2 separate regions of the Homo sapiens genome follow, and region 1 is linked to region 2. Evidence: read pairs that join two places in POLR2A ChIA-PET (ENCODE). Cell type or tissue: PC-9. All regions are shown on one strand. Links, peaks and the distances in the headings refer to the core of each region. The heading gives the core; the rest is flanking DNA. Region 1 overlaps MYO1E (myosin IE). Region 2 has its middle 8.4 kb from the start of MYO1E.

Evidence for each region. Peaks named below come from ENCODE experiments on the same cell type or tissue, not always from the same donor. Only the 100,000 strongest peaks of a DNase experiment are listed, where the experiment ranks them.
Region 1: POLR2A ChIA-PET joins it to region 2 with 7 read pairs; 4 of 35 experiments call an interaction of 5 or more read pairs at or near these places.

The regions. Positions count from the first base shown.
Region 1 is chr15:59,197,295-59,202,674 of GRCh38, forward strand. MYO1E (myosin IE) reads right to left here. Exons shown (of 28, transcript NM_004998.4): 16 at 5,032-5,113. Among named protein-coding and RNA genes, the nearest start is that of LDHAL6B, 6.9 kb to the right of the region's middle. In PC-9, for the core only: no CTCF peak of the experiment used is centred there; a DNase peak (open chromatin) is centred at 2,977; H3K27ac peaks cover 2,307 bases.
Region 2 is chr15:59,378,593-59,383,972 of GRCh38, forward strand. No RefSeq gene overlaps it. Among named protein-coding and RNA genes, the nearest start is that of MYO1E, 8.4 kb to the left of the region's middle. RefSeq lists an enhancer at 1,472-1,973. In PC-9, for the core only: no CTCF peak of the experiment used is centred there; a DNase peak (open chromatin) is centred at 2,529; H3K27ac peaks cover 1,589 bases.

The sequences.
Region 1 (5,380 bases), core at 182-5,181, 180 kb before region 2:
CAACTTTTAATTTCCAAGAATAACTTTGCAAACTCTTTTGTCCTAAGTATTTAACAGCATTCCTTCTTTTTCACCTCAGCATAAGAAAACATAGAGAGGCAAGTGTAACTTAAGTTTATAAGTCACTTGCCATAGTCCTCTCCAGCTAAAATAGTGACAGATAACATTTACTGAGTTTGCAGTGCAGATTAGATACATGTATTATCTCATTTACGCCTCACAACAACCTGAAGAGGTGGCTACTATTTAATATTATTCCTGTTTTTTAGATGAGAAAGCTGGGCCTTAAAGAAACAAAGTATTGCTCAAGATGACACAATTTGCATGAAAGAGAAGTAAGGCTTGAACCCACGCCCATGGGCTACCAAGCCTGTTCTTTGGCAACAATCCTATCCTGCCTTGCTGACAAAGAGATGGGATCATTTAGTGTGATATAAAAGGAATTAACTGGTTGAGGTAGGATTAGACAGAAGCCACCAGGCTGTGAATAATTAATTTCAGCAAACAGAAATACATCTTAACCATCAAAATTATCCTGTATTTCAATAGCTATGGGTCAACTTTATTTACCTATTTTTAATTTTTGAAACAGGGTCTTGCTCTGTTGTCCAGGCTGGAGTAGAGTGGCATGATCACAGCTCACTGGAGCCTTGGCCTCCCAAGCTCGAGTGATCCTTCCACCTCAGCCCTCTGTGTAGCTGGGACTGGAAGCACATGCCACCACACCCAGCTAATTTTTGAAAAAAAATTTTTGTAGAGGTGGGGTCTCACTATATTTCCCAGGCTCGTCTCCAATCCTGGCCTCAAGCAATCTTCCCACCTTGGCCTCCCAGAGTGCTGAGATTACAGGTGTGAGCCACTGTGCCCAACCTTGGGTCAACTTAAGATGTCTGCTGAGGTGGTTGTGAAGCAGTAACTGAATTTAATCCTGATTCCAGCCAAGAAGGGTTCCTGAGTTAGGACAGAAAAGTACCAACAGCACTTGCTCAACAGAAGCAGGTGTTAAAATACGCAGACAGCACAGTGAGAAACGGCTCAGGGTGAAAGCTCCTCATTCTACCTTCAACAGAGATGACAGCAGGCCTGACTGTGGGTCCTGGCACTTTTATTTGCAAGTTACATGACTAATCACTAGATTTCTCTGGTCCTCAGTTCTCTATCTGTAAACTAAGTAGGTTGAACTAGAAGACCTCTAATTTAATCTAGAGATTGAAATACATATTAAAAAACAAACAATCAGGCTGGGTGCAACGGCTCACTCCTGTAATCTCAGCACTTCGGGAGGCTGAGGCAGGCGGATCAATTGAAGTCAGGAGTTCGAGACCAGCCTGGCCAACATGGTGAAACTTCGTCTCTACTAAAAAAAATACCAAAAAATTAGCTGAGCATGGTGGTGCCACCTGTAGTCCAGCCACGTGGGAGGATGAGGCAGGAGGATCGCTTGAATCTGGGAGGCAGAGGTTGCAGTGAGCCAAGATCGCATCACTGCCCTTCAGCCTGGGTGACACAGCAAGGCTCCATCTCAAGAAAAAAAACAAAAAAAAAACAAACCAAAAAAACCCCCAACCAATCCAATCACCTGCATGATGCCTGTACTTCCTCTGTCATGTCCCTTATAGCTCCAGCTGCACTCAGATAAAGCTATAGCCAGTCTGCCTTTGCCACCTCTGAGCTTGGTTCTGTTTCTCCGTAGCATCAATCTTTGGCTCTAATTTAAATATGGGATGAGTATCCCTTATCCGAAATGCTTGGGAAGGGAAGTGTTTCGGATTTTGGATTTTTTCAGATTTTGGAATATTGGCATTATACTTTATTTTTTGAGATGGAGTCTCGCTCTGTCGCCCAGGCTGGAGTTCAGTGGCATGATCTCGGCTCACTTGCAACCTCCACCTCCTGGGCTCAACCAATTCTCCTGCCTCAGCCTCCTGAGTAGCTGGCATTACAGGCTCCTGCCACCATGCCCAGCTAATTTTTGTATTTTTAGTAGAGATGGGGTTTCACCATGTTGGCCAGACTGACCTCAAATGATCCAGCCACCTCGGTCTCCCAAAGTGCTAGGATAACAGCCATGAGCCACTGTGCCCGGCCTGCATTATACTTTATAGTTGAGTACCCCTAATCTGAAAAGCTGAAATCCAAAATGCTCCAAAATTTGAAACTTTTTGAGCACCAACACGATGCTCAGAGGAAATGCTCATTGGAGCATTTCAGGATTTGAGATGCTCAACCTGTACTTGTCCCTTCCAGACACGACAATATCGAATTAAGTAAAACCTCAAAATCAAATGCTATTAAATATTACTATATTTATACTTTTATTTATAATCAATATAATAAGAGTTCCCATCAAATGAATATTCTATTAGTTAAATCCTACAAATCAGTTTAAATTTTTAAATAATTAGAATATAATGAAATCTATAACACTACGATGACCTTGAACACAAGTTTAATTTTTCTTTCAAGGAACTCAGAATCCTTTTAAACGCTTACGCCTCAGGGACATCGTTAAGATGACAATGATGTCTGCAAATTACTGTAGATATGGAACGTATCAGCGATTGGGCCATGGCTATGTATCTGTAAGAGGTACTGGGAGAGACTTTTATTCCTACGTGGAGGCAGACAGCCAGGCAGACAGAGGTCACAACATCCACCAAGGAGATTGTGCCTGGAGGTGGGAAAACATGCTGTACTCTCTTTAGGTAAACTGCTGACTTCAGCTTGACCTCCCTAGACAAGGGCCTGAGACTTGTAAACCTAAACATTTTGGAAACATCCCACAATGGTGGCACTTTGAGCCTTCAACCAGACAAGCATACGAAGGAAAGAAAGGGGACAAGTCTTTAAGGAGGAAAAAGTGTCCCTACCCTTGCTCTCCTTTTTATAGACAATAATCCAGACCACTTGAAAATGAGTCATCATAACCTGGATGATCTGGGCCCCTTGGATCTGAATGTGACAGTCTTATGACTCGATTTTCCAGCCCAGAGTTAATCCTTATCCAGGACTTTGCAGTAAAGGCATGAGTCAGACACTTCACGCAGACATTAATATCTGGGCCTCATGAGAATTTCATTTGTTTTCTGCCTTCAGCAATCTGCCCCAGTGAGCCTAACCCAGGGACTGTCCTGAGGCTACTAAATGTCTCTAGTTCTTTCAACATGATGTTCTTGACGCTCAGAGGGCTCTACCCTACAGCTGAAAGCCCAGGCTGGACTCGGTGGCTTGTGCCTGTAATCCTAGCATTTTGGGAGTCTGAGGTGGATCGCTTGAGCCCAGGAGTTCAAGACCAGCCTAGGTGACATTGTGACACCCCAACTTTACAAAAAAGAAAAAAACAACAATTAAGCAGAGACCAACAACGGCGATACAGGAAAGGGGCTAATGGGAAAGAATGTAGTCAGAGCATACATATACATCTTGTGTTCAGTATGCCTCAGGCACTGCGTTACATGCTTCCAATGAATTATGAAGCTGAATCATCACAGTAATCTCTTAAGATAGACACTAATATCTTAAGATAGACTCTTAAGATAGACTCCATTTTACAGGGAAGCGGTGAGGGCACTGAGAGCGTAAGTAACACCTTGGCAAGCACACAGCGAGGAAAAGCCAGAGCTGAGATTCGAACACAGGCGAGCAAACTCAAAGCCCTGCTGTCACTCAACCATTCCTTTGATTGTAAAACTGAGGAAGTATTCAGCTGGTATAATTTTTAAAAAAATTATTCTTAACCAGTATGATTTTAAAAAATAGCTCAGTGAGTATTTCTTAGAGTTACATGATTGTGTGTGACACAATGACAAAAACTATTTTTTTTTTTTTTTGGAGACAGGGTCTCGTTCTGTCCCCCAGGCTGGAGCAATCATGGCTCACTGCAGCTTTGACTTCCTTGACTAAAGCGATCCTCCTTCCTTAGCCTCCCAAGTAGCTGAGAGCATAAGATGTGAGCCACTACACCTCATTTTTATTTTTAGTAGAGATGGGGTTCTCATTATATCGCACAGGTTGGTCTCGAACTCCTGGGGTCAAGTAATCCTCCCTCCTCGGCCTCCAAAAGTGTTGGGATTACAGGCCAGAGCCACTACATCTGGCTGACACAGATTTTTTTTTTTTTTTTTTTTGAGATGGAGTTTTACTCTTGTTGCCGAGGCTGGAGTGCAATCGCGCAATCTTGGCTCACTGCAACCTCTGCCTCCAGGGTTCAAGTGATTCTCCTGCCTCAGCCTCCTGAGTAGCTGGGATTACACTCACGTGCCACCACGCCTGGCTAATTTTGTATTTTTAGTAGAGACAGGGTTTCTCCATGTTGGTCAGGCTGGTCTTGAACTCCTGACCTCAGGTGATCCACCCGCCTCAGCCTCCCAAAGTGCTGGGATTACAGGCGTGAGCCACCGCACCCAGCCCACAAACTCTTAATTCAGTGTAATTAAGTGTAAACTCTTAATTCAGTGTAATGGCTCAGGTACCACAGAACCCTGCCTACTTCCTGAGAAACACTGTAAGATTTCCTTCAGACTTTGAGACACCATGTGGCTAGATGTGTCTTCAATTCACAGCAAGGAGAGGCCTGTAGGACCCAGTGAGGAGGGATGCATAAATTGCCCCTAAAAGACCAAGTAGAATTTCTGGCAAGTAACGTTCCATAACTGGCAGGTTTTTGGGCCTGGCCTGGTAAACTGTCAACAGTATCCAAAACATGGCTCCGAACCATATTTCTCTGACAGTTTAACATAAATTCTTCCAGGTTCTGTTTAAAGCCATTTCCTCTTAGAAAGTAGCTGATTATCATCTGCTGACTATTAAGCTATGAGGTACTTAATATCCATTTAAGGTTTCGGTACAGCCAAGTCAAATTCAGCTTGCATCCTGGAACCTTGTAACAAGCAGCGATGTTACTTCTGGGCATCTTCTGTAACCACCTCCTCACGTCTCACTGACCTCATCCTGGCCCAGGGGTGCAGTTCCTTACTCCTAGAAAGCGCTAGCCCTTATAAGAATCTATAAACTTCCTAAAATAGAACTAACCTTTATTTTGCTTCCGGCAGTAGTTGGGCGCCCTTTCTTGTCAGCCTGCAGATTTTCCGGAAATAAAGACTTTATGAAAGGCCTGGAAAAGGAGAAAGAGAATGAATTAACAATCTGTAAGTACCTCTGGGGCTGAAAGCCTGCCTTTCTAGAGGATGGGGTGAAGGGCCGTCCCCAGGCACATAACCTTGGCTACAGAAAAGCCATCTGACTCACAGCGCGGGCCATCAAGATGTGACTTGGGGAAATGAACAACGGACAAAAGTCATGAAGGGAAAGAATTCTAAGATATAAGCAATTTGGAATCAAAGACTGCAAAATAAATTTTAAAACAATGCCTTTCCAACGT
Region 2 (5,380 bases), core at 62-5,061:
GGCTGGGGCAGAAGACTCACTTGAACCCAGGAGGCAGAGGTTGCAGTGAACCGAGACAGTGCCATTGCACTCCAGCCTGGGTGACGGAGGGAGACTCTGTCTCAAAAAAAAATAAAATAAAATAAAATTATTTTGCCTTAAGAATTATTTTACTGAAGTAAAGGAATAGAAATGATTTAAATATATGCTTAAATTAGCAGCTTATTAAAAGCATGTTTGTGTAGATTTATTATTATATTTTCTCTGATTTAAATCAATATTTTCTTTTCTTCCAGTTTCAATTTGATTTTTACATTCAGAAGATAAACCTTGATCTTTCTCCAAATCTAAAAAATTTGGAGTTGAAACAATGATTAATACTAGTTATGGTGGTCCATGATCTAGCAAGGAATGAGGAAGTCCATGGAAATGAGCTTTGCAGATAACTAAATCTCTTGTCCATACCTTGATGTTCTTTATTTTCCCCACTCACTGTCAATGTTTACTTTCCTGTTGGATCCTGTGTATTCTTATAAGTCATCTGAGCTCTTTGCTACAACAAGGCAAGGCATGGATCAATAAATATGTGCATTTCAAAAAGTAAAAAATAACAAATCTCTGCATGAACCTTGCCTTTTTTCCTTTTTTCTTTCTTTTCTTTCTTTTTTTTTTTTTGTTTTTGTTTTTTTGTTTGTTTGTTTGACAGCACCACACTGTGTCTCCCAGGCTGGAGTGCAGAGGCACAAACAGGTATCACTGTGCCAGGCTCAAGGGATCCTCCCGTCTCAGCCTCCCAAGTAGCTGGGACCATAGGTACACACTACCTATAGCTCGGCTAATTTTTTTATTTTTTGTAGAGACAGAGTCTCACCATGTTACCCAGGCTGGTCTCGAACTCCGGGCTAAAGCAGTCCTCCAGCCTCAGCCTCCCAAAGTGCTGGGATTAAAGGCATAAACCACTACACCCAGCCAAATCTTGTCATTTTTAGATACCAAGACTTTTTTTTTTAACTTTAAGAAAAGTTTTTTCTGAATGAAACTACACATTTCATGGACTTCTGAAAATACATTGAATGTCAGGCAGCTTTTGCTTTAAGACTCAAGGTCATTACCATAAATATTGATTATTGCACAGGATTGCACGAACCAAGGTCCTGGGGGACTGTCAGATGAAATGACTGTTTGCCACTATCTTTCATGGTCTTGGACTGCTGTACTTATATGGTTCTCCTGTGTTTTTTTTTTTGGTGTGTGTGTGTTTATATCCTCCACTGGCAGAGACTTATTTATTTATTCATTTATTTATTTATTCATTCATTCATTCATTTATTTTGAGATGACATCTTGCTTTGTTGCCCAGACTGGAGTATGATGGCATGATGACAGCTCACTGCTGCCTTAAACTCCCGGCCTCAAGCTGTCCTCCTGCCTCAGCCTCCCAAATTGCTGGAATTACAGGTGAGTGACCACATCTGGCCAAGAGAGACTTTTTTCTGCCGTTATGTGTTGCTCCAATTTAGTCTCTTTTACTAACAAGGATCAGAAGAGCACATGGGTTACTTTAAAGAAAATAATGTTGTTTTTTTTTTTGAGGCGGAGTCTCACTCGGTTGCCCAAACTGGAGTGCAGTGTTGTGATGTCGGTTCACTACAACCTCCGCCTCCCAGGTTCAAGCGATTCTCCTGCCTCAGCCTCCCAAGTAGCTGGGATTACAGGTGCACGTCACCACACCTGGCTAATTTTTGTATTTTTAGTAGAGACAGGGTTTCATCATGTTGGCCAGGCTGGTCTCTAACTCCTGATCTCCAGTGATCCAGCCGCTGCACCCTCACAAAGTGCTGGGATTATAGGCGTGAGCTACCATGCCTGGCCTTTGCTTTATTTTTTTGCTTTTGTTTTTGTTTTTGTTTGAGATAGAGTCTCACTCTGTCACCCAAGCTGGAGTGCACTGGCACGACCTTGGCTCACTGCAACCTCTGCCTCCCAGGTTCAAACGATTCTCATGCCTCAGCCTCCCGAGTAGCTGGGACCATAGGCACGTGCCACCACACCTATCTAATTTTTGAATTTTTAGTAGAGATGGGGTTTTGCCATGTTGGCCAGGCTGGTCTCGAACTCCTGGCCTCAAGTGATCCAAGTGCCTCAGCCTCCCAAAGTGCTGGGATTATAGGCGTGAGCCACTTCACTAGGCCAGAAAGAAATTTTTTTTTAAAGTATACATGCCCAGGAGCCCAGGAAAAACAAGACAAAAGAAGGCAGGGCTGTGCATCTCTGCGTGGTTGGATGTTCTTTTCTTGTCTGTCTCTTGAAGCTTCTCCCACTTAACTCACAGTTGTTCCTCTTCCCCGATTTCAGCTTGCAAAGTGCCTGTAGCCTGTCACGATCTGACTTGGGCCCTAGAATAACGTTTTTTACAATGTTGCCCACAGCTCACTGGAAACTGCCCTCTAGACTTTTGATTCAAGTTCCATAGGGAGAAAGGGACGGAGAGAAAAAAAGAAAGAATCTGACTCACCCAGCTCAACCTTTTAAATCACGCCACCCAGGTCATAGGTCACTGACAAGGAAGGCTCTGCTGGGACCAGGTGCCTGTCCAGTCACATTCCAAGCAAATGCTGTGAGAGGAGTGATGTCCTAAAGCTTACTGCCCCATTAAAAAGAGATGGCAGATGGGGACAGAGTCTCTGGGGAAGGAAGACAGGGTAGACACTCCAAATTTAGGGCATGCAGCAGTTTGCTGACTTTGCCTGTCTGCTGCCTCGATTTCTACACTTAGTGAGTCCAGGAGGGTAATTCCGTTCACCTCTTCAATAGAAAAAAATGTATGGCCTTTGTAATGATCATCATCATTTCCCCTTTATCATCATTGTGCCTGTAAATGTGTTTACATACTTGAGATGTGACATCATTTTTCCTTTATTATCATGTACTTATAAATGTGTTTTTGATTACATGCCTTTAAATATTTGTGTAAACACATAGATGTGTGTGTTGTGTGTGTGTATTTAAGATGACATTTTTTTCTTTTTTTTTTTTTTTTTTGACACAGGGTCTCACTCTGTCACTCAGGCTGGACTCCAGTGGTGTGAACACATATCTCAAGCAATCCTCCTGCCTCTGCCTCCCAAGTAGCCAGAACTACAGGCGGTGCCAACATGGCTAGCTAATTTTTTTTTCTTTTTTTGTAGGACTGGGTCTTGCTATATTGCCCAGGCTGGTCTCAAGCTCCTGGGCTCAAGCGATCCTCCCTCCTCGGCCTCCCAAAGTGCTGGAATTACAGGTGTGAGCCACCATGCTCAGATAGATGACATGTTTTTCAATATATTGTTACAAACACTTGGGGAGATTGAATAGAGTGTTTCTTGGTGTTCAGCATGATGGCAGCATGGTTTCCAACTGACTACTGTTATCACTCACCACCACAACCAACCTTTACTGAGCACTGTTGTAGGTGCTGGAGAAGTAGAAGACAAGTTCCCAGTCCTCATAGGATTCACATGTTTACATGTACATCCAAAACATACAACAATGCAAGAGAGTTCTACCTTCATATAGAACACGTTCCCAAAACACACACCAATGTCAGATATATAAAGTTCAAAGACAAATCCGTGTGCTTTAAGCACAGGTTTCTATTTTCAGAGATCTAAAATGTAGCATAAAATCCCTGATTGTGTGCTGTCCCCTAGACATAGTCTTAAGCTATAATTCCAGCATGCATAGATGTTTTTAAAATCTGAGCATCTCCATCCTAGCTGAGCAAAGTTGACCACCTGAAGTCCAATAGGCAGCTTTAAGATTTGGGTCAGGCTATTTACCTTTATAAATCATGAATTTTTTTTTATCTGTAAAGACAGAGATAATAATAGTACCTTCATCATTTATTTCTCACATAGTGTTGTAAGAATATGAATTAAATCATATAAAGTAATAGCAATGATGAGTGATGCGTAGCAACGTCTCGGTATGAGTTGTCATTATTGAGGCTAAATATTCACTACCTTCTCCACACCTAATGATTCCCTTCTTTGTCTCAATTGTTTTATGTTTATGAGAACAACACTCCCTTTTACTAGTGTTTGCACTTATATTTTCTCCATATTTCACTAATTTTGAAAAAGCGACAAGGCTAAATGGAACCCAGTATGAATGTAATTGAGTAAATACTGTAGTTTGACAATGCTGGTAGCGCAGGTGGACCTGAGCTATGGACTGGCAGGCAGCACCGCCAAGAGATAGCTCAAAAGGTTCCTTTGTTGCCTGGCCCATTGTCCTGATGCCATGTAGGAAACATGGCTCAGGTGCATTTCTATACAATGTCTGTATCTGTGGAAAGGTGAATGTACAAAGGTCAACGGCACAAGGAGATGGCCCCTCTCTTTTATTATATTGAATTCCTGGAAATCCCGAAATAGAGCCAAACATGATAAAGTTGATGACAGTTTCCCATAGGAGGAATGCTTCAATAAGGACTTGATAACAAATGGATTATAAGTTGGACCAAGAATGTGATTCTAAAAACAGCTATGACAATTATAAGCTTCCATAATTTAAAGTAGTACAGTTTTGCTCCAAATTTTATAAAGTAAATATAAATATGCATTTTTATTATAAAAGAGACCTCAGTGAATTGAAAAGTGCATGACACCACATAACCACATAAAAAAATCACACAACTGTCACAAATCCTAGCTATATAAATTCCCTTTAAAAAGTGTCCCAGCTCCGGCCGGGCACGATGGCTCACACCTGTAATCCCAGCACTTTGGGAGGCCGAGGCGGGCGATCACAAGGTCAGGAGATCGAGACCATCCTGGTCTAACTTGGTGAAACCCTGTCTCTACTAAAAATACAAAAAATTAGCCGGGCGTGGTGGCGGGCGCCTGTAGTCCCAGCTACTCGGGAGGCTGAGGCAGGAGAATGGCATGAACCGGGGAGGCGGAGCTTGCAGTGAGCTGAGATCACGCCACCGCACTCCAGCCTGGGCGACAGAGCGAGACTCCATCTCAAAAAAAAAAAAAAAAAGTGTCCTAGCTCCAATAATGATTATGTAAACATTCCAGTTTCTTTTCAGTTTAAAAACTGCGAGTGGGTGTGAGAGTGGTGGCAGGGGGTGATGCTTAGAAATAATTTATAAAGTAGCGAAATTAGCCTGTAATCTCAGCATTTTGGGAGGCAGAGGTGGGAAAATTTCTTGAAGCAAGGAGTTCAAGACCAGCCTGGAAAGGCCGGGCGCGGTGGCTCACGCCTGTAATCCCAGCACTTTGGGAGGCTGAGGAGGGCAGGTCACGAGATCAGGAGATCGAGACCATCCTGGCTAACACGGTGAAACCCCGTCTCTACTAAAAATAGAAAAAAATTAGCCGGGCCTGGTGGCGGGTGCCTGTAGTCCCAGTTACTT